Linked DNA regions of Homo sapiens: region 1 is linked to region 2. A link is a contact called in ENCODE Hi-C data. All regions are on one chromosome and are shown on one strand. The core of a region is the stretch at or near the end of the contact, and the rest is flanking DNA. Distances in the headings are between cores, read along the strand shown.

Region 1 (5,383 bases), core at 1,795-4,294, 530 kb before region 2:
TAAGTTATTTACTCTGTTGTAGAGTCTGTAGTCAGTTTTCAATTTTTTGCAATTGTTAAAATCAGCAATGAGCCACCTTGTGTATCTTTGGGTTGAATATGATTTTTTTTTCCTTTAAGCTTAATTCCTCAAAGTGTAATCTTTGAATTGAAGGAGATGATCATTTTTAAGCCTTCTGATATATGTGGCTAAATTGCCCTCCAAAAAGGTTATACTGTTTACACTTTCACTATGTGTTAAGACAGTGCAGTTCACTGGCGTCCTCAAAGGACCTCATTTAGAAACTTGTACCAACTTGGTAAACTGAAATATAGTATTTATATTTTGTGATTATTGCTGAGGTTGAATACTGAGCTCGAATATTTTTCTTTGTGTTTTTGGCCATTTATATGCATATTTTGGTGAATTGCCTATTCATTTTCTCCCTTATTTTTTTCCCTTATGGGCTTTTATTTAGGTTTCAAAAAATAAACATTTATTGTCTCACAAGAATTTCAGGTCAGATGTAGCAATCTGAAGGCTCGACCGGGGCTGGGAGATCTGTTTCCAAGGTAGTTCGTTCACAGGGCTATTGGCCTGAGGCCTCAGTTTCTTGATACAAGGCCTTTCCGGGGCTGATTGGGTATCCTGATGACATGGCAGCCAGCTTCTCCCACACTGAGTGAGCCTACAGAGAGCAAACAGGAAACTGACAGGCCTTTTTGACCTAGTCTTGGAAGTCACACATTGCACTTTTTGTCTTCTTCTATTTGTTAAGAGCAAGTCACTAACTCTAGCCCACATTCAGGAGAGAGAAACGAAGTTCCACCTCTTGAAGAATTTGTGGATATATTTAAAAACCATTAGAGAACCTATTTTTTAAAAACATTTTTCAAACATTTTCCTCCAGTTTGCCCTTCAATTTAAATTTTTTTTTACAGAGATGTACAATTTTAATATACTTAAGTCTATTAATCATTTCCAGTTTTAGAGTCTTTCTTTTGCTTTGTGCTTAACAATGTCTTCTTTACTCTAGGGTCAGATAAATCTTCACCTATATTTTCTTTTAGTTCTTTGTTGATTTCACTTTTTACATGTAACCTCTTTAGTGTTTCTATAATTTATTTTTAGAAATAAATTAGATACAGCAATTTTTTTCTGAATAACATTTATTTAAGTGGCAATTTTTGAATAAGCTCACTTTCTCTTAATGATTTAGAATGCCTCATTTATTATCAGTAAATATAGGGTAGATATTCCACTGATACTTACAATATGACTATAGCCCTTATTAAAATCTTAAAATGCTTCCATGCTGATTGGTAAATATCTGCTGCTCTAAGTGTCCCCTCCTTTCCTTCCCCCTCAGTTCAGACCCTTCTCTATCAATTTAAAGGGGCTTCTCTGGTGCATTTAAAGGAGTGAGTGTGGTATTATGTCTTCCAGACTGGAGCTCCAGGGACAATGTAGGTGTCAATTCTGCTATTTTGAATAGCCACCCTAACTAGGGATATATAGGCACATGGCTTTCTGTTCTGTTCCATTGATTGGTCGATCTAGTTTGATTCTCTTACTGCATGATTTTAATTGCTATGGCTGTATAATGTGTTTTAATTATATAATCATCCCCCATTTTCATGACTATTATTGCTTATTTATTCTTGTATATGAATGAATCATATTTTTGGTTAAAATAATGTCTTTAGAAAGTTGAGTAATGTATTAAAGACTAGGGAAGTTGACATCTCTACTAAATTGAGTCTTTCTATCTTGAAAGTATATATATATATACATACATATATATTCTTTTGTCTTAAAAGTCTTCCTATTTTGAAAGAATTATATATTATTTATGTCTTTAAAATTCTTGAACAGGCCTGGTGGCTCAGGCCGGTAATCCCAGCACTTTGGGAGGCCGAGGCAGACAGATTGCCTGAGGTCAGGAGATTCAGACAAGCTTGGTCAACATGGTGAAACCCCATCTCTACTAAAAATACAAAAATCTTCCAGGTGTGGTGGCACACTCCTGTAATCCCAGCTACTCAGGAGGCTGAGGCAGAAGAATCTCTTGAACGCTGGAGACAGAGGTTGCAGTGAGCTGAGATCAAGCCACTGCACTCCAACTAGGGTGACAGAGTAAGACTCCGTCTCAAAAAAAAAAAAAAAATTCTTAAGTAGAGCTAGAGTTTTTCTTTATATTTTTGTTTTAGTTTATTTCGATTTGTTTTATGTTTGGCATCTTTTTTTGGTGTTAGGAATAGTATATTTTCTAAAATATGGGCAAATGGTTATTACAATTATTTATTCCTCAGATATGTTAATGGTTCAGGGGTTCTTTAAGAAAGTTATTTTCCAAGCTTTGGAAAATGCAAATTCACTGAAGTCCTTTAAATAATCCCTCCTCTCACTAGAATTTTGAATTACCTTGATATGATGCACAAAAATTCTGGTCACTTACATTGTTTAAGTAGCCAGTTCAAGATGACTTGGGGACAACTTGAGTAATGTGCGAATCGTGTGGGCAATCACATATTCCTGATATCCAAAATACCAGCCTTTTCATTTTCTTTTTCTGAATGTTTCTGCTTGAAATTACCCATGGTTTAAAATATGCACGGCACATGGCATTGAACGTGGGAAGTGTTGTTAAGTTTTGAATGGGATGGTTAGAAAACGGCGTTTCTGGTTGTGTAAGAGTCTCTCATCTGGATCTGAAGCCTCTTCCGGGGAATTCCAGGCCTTCTCCCCTCTATGTCATAAAAATGACTGGGTGACTTCGCAAAGCAATAATACCAGTGGGATGTGTATATTAACCTGTCTGTGGGGGGAAAATGCTGAGAGCAACAGGCCTATAATTTAGGTAATAGCGATAGCCTATGAAAAACATGCTGCTTTTGCCTTGATGCTAATCAGGAAACCATCAGACAGTCTTCCCTGACTGAGTAAGGGCAGGGCGGGAAGGAAGTCAGCTGTCATCATGTTTTTGAAGAAGAAAAAAATGAGAGGTGAACTGAACTCTGTGATCGGAACCTCACTCTAAGGCCGCTTCCTGAATTTAAAGGTGTGGTACTCCAATCAGCACCGCAAATTGGAGGCATCTGATTTGCATGGATTAACAGGAGTGGGTCACAACCTTCTGACAGGTCAATGGCACCACTGGGGATTTGAAGAAAACTTTGATTCTCCCTCTTTTCCCCCTCTGCCATGAAGCAATCATGCTGTTCTATTGTAAAAGAGGATCCCTTACTTATAAAGCCAAGCTTGTCATTTAAATTCACTCAAGTTAGGACACCACCGAGCTCTGTCAGATGTCAGTCTCAATTCAGCAGGAGAATGTTTTTCAACAGCTTTCTAACCTCTTTGCCGGGAAACACAGAGGCTTGGATCAAGGGGGAGGGGCAGCTGACTGGGCTTGAAGGATTTTTACAGAGGCAAGATTGGAATTTTTCATTTCAGGCAGGTTTTCTTTTTCTTTACGTTTTCTTATTATTATTTTTTCCTTTTTCCCTCTAAGCCTCGTGTAAAAGATATTCCCACAAAAAGAGAGTGAAAAAAAGTCAGATTGGTTGTAAGGACCACTTCAGTTGAGGGTCTCCTTGAAGGTATTTAAACCTGGGAGTGATGTTGGCATCTTTTCTGCATTAGGGGTATTGGCTGTTTGCCAATCATTTCCCTTGAAAAATATCATGCGGCCATAAAGGAACTATGAAATGTTTGGCAGAGGAAGCGTCCATGGCAGAATAGGGACAAAGGGAAATGGAGATTTTCTGATTCAGCCTCTGGTGCCAGACCCAAATAAAAAGAAGAGGCACATGCCATGGAACTATGGCTTACCTGAAACACCCTGGGTCAAGGAGCTTTGAAATGGTAGTGGCAGAGTTGGGACCATTTTTTTCTTGAACCTTGATTAACCAAGTGCTCTGGAGATAAAATGTTCAGAGAGTTCTAATATACTCACTTGCTACGTATTGTTTTCTACATTTAGCTACAACTGTTGATTCAGCATCTCCTATAGGCCAGATATTATGCCAGACCTAATTTGCAACAAAACAGATTTGGTTCCTGCCCTCTTGGGACTTCCTGCTTAGACCTGCCTCATCAATTTTCATTTCTTATGTGACTTAATCTTTGTCATTTAAATTCCAGTATTTTCTTGCATCCATGACAGTGCTTACCATTGTATTAATAATACCTTACAGAAAAGTCTGGTAAATATCTATAATTTTATTGGCTGTTCAAGTAATGTTTAAATTTATGAAGCCTCAGTTTTCTCATCTGTAAAATGGGGATAATAATGTCTATCTCACAGGGCGCTTGTGAAGAGTGAATGGTATAATGTATAGAAAGCACTCAGCAGAGAGCTTGGCACAGAGTTCTTAGTAATTGGGAGCTGCTAGCATTTTTCATTAGAAGTGTGGCTCACGCCTGTAATCCCAGCACTTTGGGAGGCCTAGACAGGTGGATCACAGGGTCAGGAGATCGAGACCATCTTGGCTAACACGGTGAAACCCGGTCTCTACTAAAAATACAAAAAATTAGCTGGGCGTGGTGGCAGGCGCCTGTAGTCCCAGCTACTCCGGAGGCTGAGGCAGGAGAATGGTGTGAACCCGGGAGGTGGAGTTTGCAGTGAGCCCAGATCGCGCCACTGCACTCCAGCCTGGGCGACAGAGCGAGACTCCATCTCAAAAAAAAAAAAAAAAAAAAAAGAAGTGTTGGTGGCAGAGGTAGTGGGAGTGGTAGTACATGCTTAACATCTAGAACCTTCTCTTCTGGTTAATTCCATTGGAACCTTTCTATAATATTTTCAATATTTTCAACTTCTTTTTTCTTTTAGTAAGTATGTCTTTCTCAAAGAATTAATTGTTTGGATGGTTGAAGATAACTTGGAAGACCTTAAGGTCGTGATTTCATGATTTGAAACAAATTGTCAAGAGCTATTTTAGAAGGAATATCTGAAAGTGTGCGTGCGTGTGTGTGTGTGCGTGTGTGTGTGTGTGTCTATGTGTGCGTGCATTCTAAGGTACATCCTGCAATTAAGCTTCCAGTTAAAAGTCCAGTTTTGAAAACCCTCTTGAACTTCTTTTTGAGTTCTCTTTCTTTTAATGGTTACAAATGTCCTTTCAGGGAAAGTTACTCTCAGCTCTCATTCTCCTCCTGGTGAAAAACATTCAGAGACCATTAGGCTGCATCTCAGTGAAAGGAAACTGCAGCATAGAACTTGATCTGAAAAGCCTGTGACACACCGTGTCGCTCCAAAGTAGAAGCCTCCTTGGTACTACAAGACTGTGGACTGGAGTGTGTTGCTGGAGTTTGACATGGGTTCAAATCTTGCCTTTGCCATTTATTAGCTTTGTGACCTTGGGCAAATTTCTAAATCTGAAAGACACACACACACACACACACA
Region 2 (5,490 bases), core at 657-3,156:
ACTGCATTCTGTTTCAGGTTTGAATGTGAAGACCATACAAGTGCAGTAGAAAGGGTTTTGGAGAAATTTAACAGACTTGCATTCCAGTGCTGACACCATTTACTTTCACTTCTGGGTCTCAACCTCTGAAATTAATATTGGAGGTTAAGACTATACTAGATTATACGTAAAGATCCCTCCAGCCATTCTCCCTTAGGATTCTAATTCCTTAAACCAGTACTTAACAAGGAGTACCTCATGTGAGATTATTGGGTCGCTTGTGAAAAAATGGGTATTCCTGGATTCCCACCTAGGTTTACAGGAATCAGAATCTTTAAGCCCCTAGTGGGAGCAAGGGCTTAAGGCCAGGAACAGACAGACAGACAGACAGACAGACACACACACACACACACACACACACACACACACACAGATGGAATTTCGCTCTTGTTGCCCAGGCTGGAGTGCAATGGCGCCATCTCGGCTCACCGCAACCTCTGCCTCCCCAGTTCAAGTGATTCTCCTGCTTCAGCCTCCCGAGTAGCTGGGATTACAGGCATGCACCATCATGCCCAGCTAATTTTTGTATTTTTTAGTAGAGATGGGGTTTCTCCATGTTGGTCAGGCTGGTCTTGAACTCCCGACCTCAGGTGATCCACCTGCCTTGGCCTCCCAGAGTGCTGGGATACAGCCACCACGCCTGGCCCAGGAACATATATTTTAGTGACCTTCTCAGAGATACACTGCCTGAACTGCAGAGGAGACAGACTTTGAGGTAGTGATGGAAACAAGAGAACGGAAATGGTAAGTAAGAGGGAAGTCCATTCCTGCTCAGGTACATCACTGTGAATTGAACCTCATGTAGAACATGCTGGGCACTTAACCCATTAAGATTGCTGAAGATGCCAAGAAGAAATATTTATAGGCACTTTTTAACATAGTCTATAAAAGAGGAGGTTGATTCAAACATAAATTACCTACCACATCATTCTTTAACCTCTAAATCCTTCTCTAATGACTTGAAAGGCAGCTTATTAAAGCAAAGTGCATGTTTAAGTACTAGATATACACTGGTTAGTTTGCAAACATCTAGAGAAACAGAAGTTACTAAAACTGGCAGGTTTGCTAATTAAAAAAAACAGCAAAAAAAGAAATGTTAAGAAATTTTCAGTCTGGGCAAAATGGCTTAAATATTGTGGGATGTGATTTTCTCTCTTTATCTCAGATCTACCTTCTCCTGAGTTGGCTCCATTTTCTGGATAAATCTTCCCATGTAATAGCAAGATGGCAGCCAGGAACCCCAAGGATACATCATATCCTGTCACAATCCCAGAGCAACTTGGGAAGACCAGGTGTCTCTATTCAGGCTGTTTTAGGATCTTGGAGTAAGCTCTCATTGGACTAGCTTGAGTCATGTCGTTGCCACTAAGCCAATCATAGTGGCCTGAGGATTGTCCTATGGTGATTGGCAGCTTATGTCACATGGCTACTCCTAGAACTGGGGTGTAGGGTTCACCACACTCAAAACACAGAGTGAGAATTGGTTTCTGTACACAAAAACAGGGTGATGTTACTAGGAAAAGTAACATATGGTGGTCAGGCAAATCAACAGATGTCCATTGCAACATCTTAAAGTAGCAAATATCTTTTATGGGCTGAGTACACATTGTTTTTTAACTGTGTGGTAAATTATGCCTCACCCAGTATATTTTCTTACTTGCTTTTTTTTCTGTGTGTATGATCCTTTATGCATTTGTCACACAGACACACACACACACACACACACACACACACACATACTGTCTTAACAGCCAGGGGAAATTAGATGACATTTAGTGATGGAAAAAATGAGCAGAGTTTTGATCATTGTTTAATTTAGCAAAAGAACAGCTCCACCTAAGATTCTTCCTGCCTATTGCCAACAGTGACAAAGTAGCTGGAGATATTGCAAATGTGCTTCTGAGACCTTCTGCAGCTGTTGCAGAAGTGGGACTGAAACCAAGCTCAGGGAGGGTAATCACCAGGAAAACATTTTCTATGTCTCTTTAGAATTCCTCCAAGAGAAATCTTTGGGTTTGTTCACCTCTGAATTCCCATTACCCAACATAATGGTTAGCACATAATGGATACTCAATAAATAGTTATTGAATGAATGCATGAATTAATCAATGAATGCTTTCATTTTTAGAACTGGGTTTTAGTCAGAAACAGATTTTCAAAATTACTTAATTTGTGGAGCTATTTTATGAAACAGTATGGTCATTTCTAAAACATAAAAATGTTTTTAGAAATATACATTCATTTCTGCCCCCTCTTCATCATTTACAAAGGAATAAACCCAATTTTGGTATTTAACAGAACAAAATGGCCAGGAAATGGTAGAATATTTTTATTCACAGCCTGAATTGTATAGGATTTCCAGATGCTCAAAAGCCTGGCGCTATTCAATGTTTCCTACAGTGTAGGAGGGCAAAGGCAATGAAATACAAAACTCAAGTGCGAGAGTTACTTTGACTTTAATTAGTTATACATTCTATACAGAATTGGTTTAAAATTTGCCTAACAATTAAAACCTCTCAAGAAAGATATACAGAAAATAGAATGGAATTAAATTTCAGAACATTCTATCAGTTTTCAGATACAGAGTATCAACAGCTGCATCTATATGTCTATATCAGAATTCTAGATGGAGGAAACTGAACTGAAAAAATATCAAACACCATCTCCAACCAGGGAGTATCCAATTGCATCAGAGTTGGAAAGGGTGAATCACAAAATATCTAAACTCTTCTCAAAATTATTTAATTTTGTTTTTGTTTTAAAAAGGAGGCCTAGGCCATGAGCCACTAAGTTATGAAACCAAACTAAGAATGACAGGTGTCCTAGTTATTTATAGCTGTATAACAAACTACCCCAAAACTGACTGGCATAAAGCAACCACTATTTTACTGTGCTTGCAAATATCGTGGGTCAGGAATTCAGGCCAGACATGGTGGAGATGATTTATCTCTGTTTTGTAATGTCCAGGACCTCAGCAGGCTGGGATAATTCAGCTGAGGGTCACTAAAATAACTTAGGGCTGAAATCATCTGGAAGCTTCCTCATTCACATGTCAAGGCCTAGGCTGGCATGACGTGAAGGCTGACCTTCAGCTAGGACTGATGCCCAGAGACCCTACACATGACCTCTCTGTGTATCTTGGGCTTCCTCACAGCATGGTGGCTTCAAGGTAATCAGACTTCTTACATGTTGACCAGGACTGGGTCATGTGCCCTTGCTGAACTAATCACAGACAAGGGGAATGAGATTATTAGTAACCCAATCAGGCCCACTTCTGGGGCTGGAGATGGGGTCAAGTTTTTCAAGGCACAAGTCTTCATGGGGGAGAGGTTGATACCTGAACAAAGTCAGGGTTCCTCTAAGAAAAAGGAAGGAGGAATGGATGGTGGGTAGTATCAACAGTGTCTGCTACCCTCTTCTCTGGTCTGCTGAAATGATTCCAACTGTTTTCTGTTTGCTTCATGTGATGGTAATTTCCTTATTTTATTTCCCTCTAAGATCTGAGGAATGTGGCTTTCTAAGACGGTAAAACTCATCTCAGACACGAAGTAAACTATTAATCACTGGGATGAAACGTTTTGGAGAAGGTGAATACTATTTGTTTAAGAGAACCAGACAAGCCAGTGCAAGTATTTCTCAAAGTTTATTCTGTAGACAATTAATTGTGTGTGCGTGTGTGTGGGTGTATGTGTGTGTGTGTAGGGGAGGAGGTAGATGAAGTGGGAGAGAAGGTTCCATTGTTTAAAAAAAAAGTCTAAAAATGCTGCATACTTTTTCCTGTTTTCTAGAGTCACAGTGTGAATGAGCATATTTAAAGCCTGGAGAAGTCCTGCAGCAAAACAATCTGTTGTTTAAGCCAGTGTCCCCAGCCTCTTTTAGCTTGGAGCACTTCTGAGCATATCTATTAAAACCCTGCAGAGCATGTATGCTATCACTTCTTGAGACATACTGATAATATCCTCTCTTGACTTATGACATAAGAATTTTTTTTTTGAGACGGAGTCTCGATCTGTCACCCAGGCTGGGGTGCAGTGGTGCTATCTTGGCTCACTGCAAGCTCCGTTCCCCAGGTTTATGCCATTCTCCTGCCTCAGCCTCCCTAGTAGCTGGGACTACAGGTGCCCGTCACCATGCCTGGCTATTTTTTGTATTTTTAGTAGAGATGGGGTTTCACTGTGTTAGCCAGGACGGTCTCAATCTCCTGACCTTGTGATCCTCCCACCTCGGCCTCCCAAAGTGCTGGGATTACAGGCGTGAGCCACCACGCCTGGCTGTGACATAAGAATTTAATGTTCTTAAGTTAATGCTCTTGTAATTAATATGAGTATTAATTTAAGCATATCAAGAGTATTATAGTTTTAAAATCTTACCAATTAGTGTTTTTCTTGGAGTTCAATTAAATAATCTATGTCCAGAATATAAATGTGATGTGCATAAACACACACACACACACACACACACACACTCATGTATATGTGTATATATATATATGTGTATATATGGAGAACTTTGACTGAAGTCAGCACAGCAGTGGAGTGAGTCTGAGGAAGGTAAATATTTCATCTGTAAGATGGTGGGTGGTAGGTGTCTCTAGGACCATCAAGTGGAAAGTTTGAACAAATATTTGGATATAGACATACACATCTAGAATTTCAGAGATGCCAGTTTCAGCTCAAAGGTGTGAGAAGGACTCATGAAGAGGCTGGGGTTGAGTATGTGAAGAGGTTGAGGAGGGAGGGCAGTATGTTACTCATCCAGTGGAAGTTTTGGAGGGCATAGTGGGAAGGATTAGAAAAGAAAGGTGTTTGGCCAGGTGTAAAGCATGGAACGAGAGCACATGAAAGGACAAATGACAGAAGAGCTAACATGTCTGGAAGTAGCCAAGAGCATAAGGGATGTAGGCATGCTGGGTCTAGCTCTCTGCAAGCTTTCTAAGGCAAGGAGGCAGCACATCCTCTGGTGGCAGGTGGGGAACAGAGGTGACTTGTATGGGTACAGGAAGAATTCTTAATTTTGCTGTGCCATACAACCTGCACAAATTGCTCACTAGCGAATGCAGAGGACCTTCACTGGTCCTGTGTTGGTTGTCGCCTTATGTAACATTTCCTCTCCTCCCCATTCCAACAGCTTCAATTTCCCTAAAGAATCAACTCCATTCTGACCTCCAGCATTAGAAGATGTGATTATGACTAAGCCTACCTGAGCACCCCATCTGCCTGGCCACCATGATTAGTTCAGGTTAAGCAAATAACCTGAGCTGGTCTAAGAACAATTCTCTGGATTTTTCTGAGAACACTGGGACAAAAATATATTCCCATTTCTGTAGCATGTGACTAAGGAAACAGATACACCAGAAGCTGCTGGCAGAAATGTTTTCAATATGAAAAGATCCAGTTTTAGGATTAAGATGTCACAGTAGAAGGTAGACCAGAAAGACAGAGAGAAACAGGA

What was found. Hi-C counts contacts between places; a loop is a spot of excess contacts on that map. Pooled maps may share reads with other maps.
Region 1: a pooled map shows a loop between it and region 2 (3-fold over the local background). The contact joins two enhancer-like sites. A Hi-C loop is called at or near these places in 3 of 37 single-sample maps with no recorded cell type and 4 of 50 pooled maps.

The regions. Positions count from the first base shown.
Region 1 is chr5:158,956,057-158,961,439 of GRCh38, reverse strand. All of the region lies in intron 6 of EBF1 (EBF transcription factor 1), which reads left to right. Among named protein-coding and RNA genes, the nearest start is that of EBF1, 140 kb to the left of the region's middle. RefSeq lists enhancers at 2,880-2,929, 2,960-3,029, 2,758-3,620. Within about 2 kb of position 3,044, at least 5 of the 41 ENCODE cell types and tissues checked have a DNase peak (open chromatin) inside an H3K27ac peak, as active enhancers do.
Region 2 is chr5:158,427,892-158,433,381 of GRCh38, reverse strand. No RefSeq gene overlaps it. Among named protein-coding and RNA genes, the nearest start is that of LINC02227, 21 kb to the right of the region's middle. Within about 2 kb of position 1,906, at least 7 of the 41 ENCODE cell types and tissues checked have a DNase peak (open chromatin) inside an H3K27ac peak, as active enhancers do.